Linked DNA regions of Homo sapiens: all the other regions are linked to region 2. Evidence: read pairs that join two places in POLR2A ChIA-PET (ENCODE). Cell type or tissue: B cell. All regions are shown on one strand.

What was found. ChIA-PET counts read pairs that join two places held together with the same protein. Peaks named below come from ENCODE experiments on the same cell type or tissue, not always from the same donor. Only the 100,000 strongest peaks of a DNase experiment are listed, where the experiment ranks them.
Region 1: POLR2A ChIA-PET joins it to region 2 with 13 read pairs; 6 of 35 experiments call an interaction of 5 or more read pairs at or near these places.
Region 3: POLR2A ChIA-PET joins it to region 2 with 10 read pairs; 2 of 35 experiments call an interaction of 5 or more read pairs at or near these places.

What each region holds. Positions count from the first base shown.
Region 1 is chr6:31,711,191-31,713,690 of GRCh38, forward strand. All of the region lies in intron 4 of LY6G6F-LY6G6D (LY6G6F-LY6G6D readthrough), which reads left to right. It also overlaps the pseudogene LY6G6E. Among named protein-coding and RNA genes, the nearest start is that of LY6G6D, 2.9 kb to the right of the region's middle. RefSeq lists an enhancer at 2,108-2,500. In B cell, CTCF peaks have their summits at 1,273 (motif pointing right) and 1,473; a DNase peak (open chromatin) is centred at 1,291.
Region 2 is chr6:31,574,251-31,576,750 of GRCh38, forward strand. LTA (lymphotoxin alpha) reads left to right here. Exons shown (of 4, transcript NM_000595.4): 4 at 1-74. It overlaps TNF (tumor necrosis factor), which reads left to right and starts at 1,315. Exons shown (of 4, transcript NM_000594.4): 1 at 1,315-1,677; 2 at 2,284-2,329. The coding sequence starts at 1,492. In B cell, no CTCF peak of the experiment used is centred here; DNase peaks (open chromatin) are centred at 141, 631, 1,271 and 2,251; H3K4me3 peaks cover 1,838 bases; H3K27ac peaks cover 2,500 bases.
Region 3 is chr6:31,211,870-31,214,369 of GRCh38, forward strand. No RefSeq gene overlaps it. Among named protein-coding and RNA genes, the nearest start is that of HCG27, 15 kb to the left of the region's middle. RefSeq lists an enhancer at 1-97 and a silencer at 599-784. In B cell, no CTCF peak of the experiment used is centred here; no DNase peak of the experiment used is centred here.

The DNA of each region.
Region 1 (2,500 bases), 140 kb after region 2:
AATCAACCCCAGACTTCCTCACATGCAAGGGGAGGGAACTGAGTCAGGATAGAGATGCCTGTGCTCAGCTCCCACCCGGGGCCCCCTCCTTATCCTTCCTTATCCTAGGCACACACTCTTCCCTGTGGCGCCTTACCGGGGCATTCAGAGCATGTGAGCAGCTATCGCCACTCTGGCACTTCCTTCCTGCTGCCCTGAGGTCACACCCTATTTCTCGGGGGCAGAGGGAGTGTCTACTCAGGCTGGCAGGCCCAGTGGGGGTATGTTATTTATTGGGCCGGGGCCATGCTGGGATGTCTGTGAACCATGGGCGAGTCTGGGCTGGTGAAGCGAGGGAGGATATTGATGCTCCCAACTTGGCCATTCCCTAGTCTCAGGCAGAAATGAGCTGAGCTCCAGCCACACCCTCACAAGCAGCTCCACTGGGTGCCCTTTTGTGTCTCTGCTCAAGCTTGGGCCTTACTGGAAAAAAGCTTTCTCAGAAGTCTCACCTAAAGGCTTCAGGCTGCAGGGGCTTAAACTAAGCCATTGGCAAGAAAAAGGACGAAAATGACACAGATGGAGAATGAGGGGAGTGCCGTGGTCCAGGTTCCAGCTCCAGCCCAACCCACCAAGCAGCTACAGTTTGCTCTTAGAGCACACACACACAGACACACACACACACACACACACACACACACACACACACTGCAGTATCTGCAGTATTACTGGACTCCTAGATAGACCTTTTATTAAAGGTACTCTTCATAGTCCCCCAAGCCCTCCATCCTGAGTTCCCGACCTACCACATTAGTCTTTCCTAGCAAGACTCTCCTCCTTACCATACCTGATGCTCCTTTGATCCCCTTGCCTGAGATCCACAGTGTCATCAAAATGCCTGCCTTGCCAGTGACCTGGGCTGACACGGGGCATCAGCAATGGGCATCTAGAAAAGACAAAAGACGCAGAATAGGTGTTCTTTATGAGGTTGGACTCTGGGCAGGTGCCTCCCCAGGCCTTGTGAGGGGTCTGTGAGGGGTCTGCTGAGAGATCTGGGGTCTCTGTACAAAATTAGGTTCTCGGGCATGTCTCAAAGTGTCTGTGCAGGTGTTTCCAGGGCCGCAGTGATGGCGGGGGGTATCCTGGGTTGGGGGCTGCAGATCCACGGAAGCTAGTGGAGGAGGTGTCCTCTCCCAGCGAAGCTGGCCACAAAGAGGGGCAGGGAGGCGAGGAGGCTGGTGAGCTGCTGTGGGGAAGCGGCTATGTTGCACAGGTCCTGCTCGCAGCAGTGGTGCCACAGAGTGTAGGAGTGCAGCCAGTAGGTGGCATAGCCTGGCAGAGGGCACTGGGCCCTTGAGAGGCAGCTTTTTCACTCAGTGATCTCACTCTGGTCTGTGGGATGAAAGAGGCATGCTGAGGCGGGGGCCACAGGAAAGGCCGGATGGATGGAGGTAGGGAGCCTCCTGGAGAAGGGCCATTGGACCAGAGTCCTACCTGAAGTGCCAATACTGATGCCACAAGCTTCATCGTCCCGACACTCGGTGGGAACAGGGTGGCAGGGTTTGGTGAAGCCACAGATGTAGCAGCGGAGCCTTCCCCGGGCAGGGGACATGGTGAGACCTGTTGAGGCAGCAGAGATTAGGAGAGCAGGAGAGGCAAACCCTCCCTGTGGGGCAGGCAGAGGCCAGATCCGGAGAGGGATCACAGAGAGAGGTGACACATGAAGCAGAGAGAGGAAAGCTGTGGAATAAGGGAGGAAAGCTGACAGAAGTAGAAAAAATAGCTGGGCGCAGTGGCTCACGCCTGTAATCCCAGCACGTTGGGAGGCCGAGGCGGGCTGATCATGAGGTCAGAAGATTGAGACCATCCTGGCTAACACAGTGAAACCCCGTCTCTACTAAAAATACAAAAAATTAGCCGGGCATGGTGGCACATGCCTCTAGTCCCAGCTACTTGGGAGGCTGAGGCAGGAGAATCTCTTGAATCTGGGTGGCTGAGGTTGCAGTGAGCCGAGATCATGCCACTGCACTCCAGCCTGGGTGACAGAACGAGACTCTGTCTCAAAAAAAAAGAGGGAGACGATGCAGGAAAAGAAACAGAGATGGAGGCAAGAGGGGTACAGGGATTGAGAGATGCGCAGACATGAACAGAAGCCACAAGAATCAGAGACCAACATAAAAAGAGTGAGACAAAAAGCCAGACCCAGCAGCAGGGAAGTTGAGGGGGTCAGTGAAAAAGTTAAGTAAATGGCACCAGAGACAGATAGGAAAATAGAAATTGACATTGACCAAAGGGCCCAGCACAGAAGCAACACGTGAAATAAGGGATAGGGGAGACAGGGGCGGATCAAAGATGCAGCAAGGGGGAGACAGTTATTCTCAAATGCCTTGAAAGGAAACTCTTCCTTTCCCACCTCATCAGGCTGGCCTTCCCAGTGGCTGGTCTCCCTGAAGTCCCCCACTCCCCCAGCTCTCTTCTTGGCCTCTTCCAGCACCCACACCCCTCTCCTCCCCAGCCCTCA
Region 2 (2,500 bases):
CAGCTGCCGACCAGAGCCCCACACGGAGGCATCTGCACCCTCGATGAAGCCCAATAAACCTCTTTTCTCTGAAATGCTGTCTGCTTGTGTGTGTGTGTCTGGGAGTGAGAACTTCCCAGTCTATCTAAGGAATGGAGGGAGGGACAGAGGGCTCAAAGGGAGCAAGAGCTGTGGGGAGAACAAAAGGATAAGGGCTCAGAGAGCTTCAGGGATATGTGATGGACTCACCAGGTGAGGCCGCCAGACTGCTGCAGGGGAAGCAAAGGAGAAGCTGAGAAGATGAAGGAAAAGTCAGGGTCTGGAGGGGCGGGGGTCAGGGAGCTCCTGGGAGATATGGCCACATGTAGCGGCTCTGAGGAATGGGTTACAGGAGACCTCTGGGGAGATGTGACCACAGCAATGGGTAGGAGAATGTCCAGGGCTATGGAAGTCGAGTATGGGGACCCCCCCTTAACGAAGACAGGGCCATGTAGAGGGCCCCAGGGAGTGAAAGAGCCTCCAGGACCTCCAGGTATGGAATACAGGGGACGTTTAAGAAGATATGGCCACACACTGGGGCCCTGAGAAGTGAGAGCTTCATGAAAAAAATCAGGGACCCCAGAGTTCCTTGGAAGCCAAGACTGAAACCAGCATTATGAGTCTCCGGGTCAGAATGAAAGAAGAAGGCCTGCCCCAGTGGGGTCTGTGAATTCCCGGGGGTGATTTCACTCCCCGGGGCTGTCCCAGGCTTGTCCCTGCTACCCCCACCCAGCCTTTCCTGAGGCCTCAAGCCTGCCACCAAGCCCCCAGCTCCTTCTCCCCGCAGGGACCCAAACACAGGCCTCAGGACTCAACACAGCTTTTCCCTCCAACCCCGTTTTCTCTCCCTCAAGGACTCAGCTTTCTGAAGCCCCTCCCAGTTCTAGTTCTATCTTTTTCCTGCATCCTGTCTGGAAGTTAGAAGGAAACAGACCACAGACCTGGTCCCCAAAAGAAATGGAGGCAATAGGTTTTGAGGGGCATGGGGACGGGGTTCAGCCTCCAGGGTCCTACACACAAATCAGTCAGTGGCCCAGAAGACCCCCCTCGGAATCGGAGCAGGGAGGATGGGGAGTGTGAGGGGTATCCTTGATGCTTGTGTGTCCCCAACTTTCCAAATCCCCGCCCCCGCGATGGAGAAGAAACCGAGACAGAAGGTGCAGGGCCCACTACCGCTTCCTCCAGATGAGCTCATGGGTTTCTCCACCAAGGAAGTTTTCCGCTGGTTGAATGATTCTTTCCCCGCCCTCCTCTCGCCCCAGGGACATATAAAGGCAGTTGTTGGCACACCCAGCCAGCAGACGCTCCCTCAGCAAGGACAGCAGAGGACCAGCTAAGAGGGAGAGAAGCAACTACAGACCCCCCCTGAAAACAACCCTCAGACGCCACATCCCCTGACAAGCTGCCAGGCAGGTTCTCTTCCTCTCACATACTGACCCACGGCTCCACCCTCTCTCCCCTGGAAAGGACACCATGAGCACTGAAAGCATGATCCGGGACGTGGAGCTGGCCGAGGAGGCGCTCCCCAAGAAGACAGGGGGGCCCCAGGGCTCCAGGCGGTGCTTGTTCCTCAGCCTCTTCTCCTTCCTGATCGTGGCAGGCGCCACCACGCTCTTCTGCCTGCTGCACTTTGGAGTGATCGGCCCCCAGAGGGAAGAGGTGAGTGCCTGGCCAGCCTTCATCCACTCTCCCACCCAAGGGGAAATGGAGACGCAAGAGAGGGAGAGAGATGGGATGGGTGAAAGATGTGCGCTGATAGGGAGGGATGGAGAGAAAAAAACGTGGAGAAAGACGGGGATGCAGAAAGAGATGTGGCAAGAGATGGGGAAGAGAGAGAGAGAAAGATGGAGAGACAGGATGTCTGGCACATGGAAGGTGCTCACTAAGTGTGTATGGAGTGAATGAATGAATGAATGAATGAACAAGCAGATATATAAATAAGATATGGAGACAGATGTGGGGTGTGAGAAGAGAGATGGGGGAAGAAACAAGTGATATGAATAAAGATGGTGAGACAGAAAGAGCGGGAAATATGACAGCTAAGGAGAGAGATGGGGGAGATAAGGAGAGAAGAAGATAGGGTGTCTGGCACACAGAAGACACTCAGGGAAAGAGCTGTTGAATGCCTGGAAGGTGAATACACAGATGAATGGAGAGAGAAAACCAGACACCTCAGGGCTAAGAGCGCAGGCCAGACAGGCAGCCAGCTGTTCCTCCTTTAAGGGTGACTCCCTCGATGTTAACCATTCTCCTTCTCCCCAACAGTTCCCCAGGGACCTCTCTCTAATCAGCCCTCTGGCCCAGGCAGTCAGTAAGTGTCTCCAAACCTCTTTCCTAATTCTGGGTTTGGGTTTGGGGGTAGGGTTAGTACCGGTATGGAAGCAGTGGGGGAAATTTAAAGTTTTGGTCTTGGGGGAGGATGGATGGAGGTGAAAGTAGGGGGGTATTTTCTAGGAAGTTTAAGGGTCTCAGCTTTTTCTTT
Region 3 (2,500 bases), 360 kb before region 2:
TCCTTAGAAAAATAGCTGATTCTAGGGGTGAAGTAGGAAAAATACAAGATAAGCCTGGAACATCTTGAAATGCTACAAAAGAACTGGGCATGGTGGCTCACGCCTGTAATCCCAGCACTTTGGGAGGCTGAGGCAGGCGAATCACAAGGTCAGGAATTCGAGACCAGCCTGGTCAACATGGTGAAACCCCATCTCTACTAAAAATACAAAAAATTAGCCAGGCGTAGTGGTGGGCACCTGTAATCTCAGCTACTCGGGAGGCTGAGGCAGGAGAATAGCTTGAACGTGGGATGCAAGACCAGGAAGACTCAATATTGTTAATATGTCATTTCTTCCCAACCTGATCTATAGAATCAATGCAATCCCAGTCAAAACCCCAGGACGTTATTTTGTGTATACTCACAAGCTGATTTAAAAATTTATATGGAGAGGCCGGGCACAGTGGCTCATGCCTGTAATCCCAGCACTTTGGGAGGCCGAGGTGGGCAGATGACCTGAGGTCAGGAGTTCAAGACCAGCCTCGCCAACATGGTGAAACCCCGTCTCTACTAAAAATACAAAAATTAGCTGGGTGTGGTGGCGGGTGCCTGTAATCCCAGCTACTTGGGAGGCTGAGGCAGGAGAATCGCTTGAACCCAGGAGGTGGAGGTTGCAGTGAGCTGAGATTGCACTCCAGCCTGGGCAACAGGAGCGAAACTCTGTCTCAAAAAAACAAAAAACAAACAAACAAAAAAGGTTTATATGGAGAGGCAAAAGGCCTAGCCAGCACAATATAGAAGGAAAACAAAGTCAAAGTACTGCCACACCTGACTTCAAGACTTTCTATAAAACTGCAGTAATCCAGACAGATAATTGGTATAGTCATTGCTGGAAGGAGTATGAAGGTTCCTCAAAAAATTAAAATATAGAACTACCATATGATCCAGCAATCCTACCACTGAATATATATTCAAAGGATATAAAATCTGTGTGTCAAAGAGATGTCTGCACTTCCATGTTCATTGCAGCATTATTCTTTCTTCTTTCTTTAGAGTTAGGGTGTCACTGCATTGCCCAGCTTGGTCTCAGAATCCTGGCCTTAAGTGGTCATCTTGCCTCAGCCTCCTGAGTAGCTGGATTCCATGTGCGAGCCACCACACCTGGCTGCAGTGTTATTCTCAAGAGCCAAGATATGGAATCAACCTAAGTATCCATTAATGGATGAATGTATAAAGAAAATGTGGTATATATACACAGTGGGATACTATTCAGTCAACAACATGAATGAACCTAGAAGACATTATGTTAAGTGAAATAAGCCAGGCGCAAAAAGACAAACATGATCTCACATATATGTGGAATGTAAAAAAAGCCAAACTCATATACATGGTGAGTAAACCGGTAGTTGTCAGAGGCTGGGAGGTGGGAGGATTGGGGAGGGGTAAGCAAATGACACAAAATTTCTTTTCTTTCTTTCTTTTTTTTTTTTTAAAGACAGAGTCTCGGCTGGGCGCAGTGGCTCAAGCCTGTAATCCTAGCACTTTGGGAGGCCGAGGCAGGCAAATTGCCTGAGCTCAGGAGTTAGAGACTAGCCTGGGCAACATGGTGAAACCCTGTCTCTACTAAAATACAAAAGAAATTAGCCGGGTGTCGTGGCATGCGCCTGTAGTCCCAGCTACTCGGGAGGCTGAGACAGGAGAATTGCTTGAACCCGGGAGGTGGAAGTTGCAGTGAGCTGAGATTGCACCACTGAACCACTGAACTCCAGCCTGGGCAACAGAGAGAGACTCTACCAAAAAAAAAAAAAAAAAAAAAAAAAAAAGACAAGAGTCTCTCTCTGTCACCCAGTCTGGAGTGCAGTGGCATGATCTTGGCTCATTGCAGTCTCTGAATCACTCGGGTTCAAGTGATTCTTGTGCCTCAACCTCCCAAGTAGCTGGGACTATATGCATGTGACACCACATCCAGCTAATTTTTGTATTTTTAGTTTCACCATGTTGACCAGTCTGGTCTCGAACTCCTGACCTCAAGTGATCCACCCGCCTCGGCCTCCCAAAGTGCTGGGATTACAGGCATGAGCCATCATGCCCGACCAACACAAAATTTCAATTAGATAGGAAGAATAAGTTTAAGAGATCTATTGTACTTTATGGTGATTAAACTTAGTAACCACATATTGTATATTTCAAAATTATAAGATAAATTATTTGAAGCATTATTACCACAAAAAGTATGTGAGGTAATGTATATGTTAATGGCTTGCTTTAGCCATTTTACAATGTATACGTATATGAAAACATGATGCTATACACCCAAATATAACTTTTATTTGTCAACCAAAATAATTTAATTTAAAAAAGACAGTGTTGTATTGGCAAAAGAATAGACAAATAGATCAATGAAACAGAATAGAGAACCAAGAAATAGACCCACGTAAATACAGATAAAGGAGCAAAGACAATACAGTGGAGAAAAGACTGTCTTTTCAATAAATGGCACTGGAAAAACTGGACATCCACAT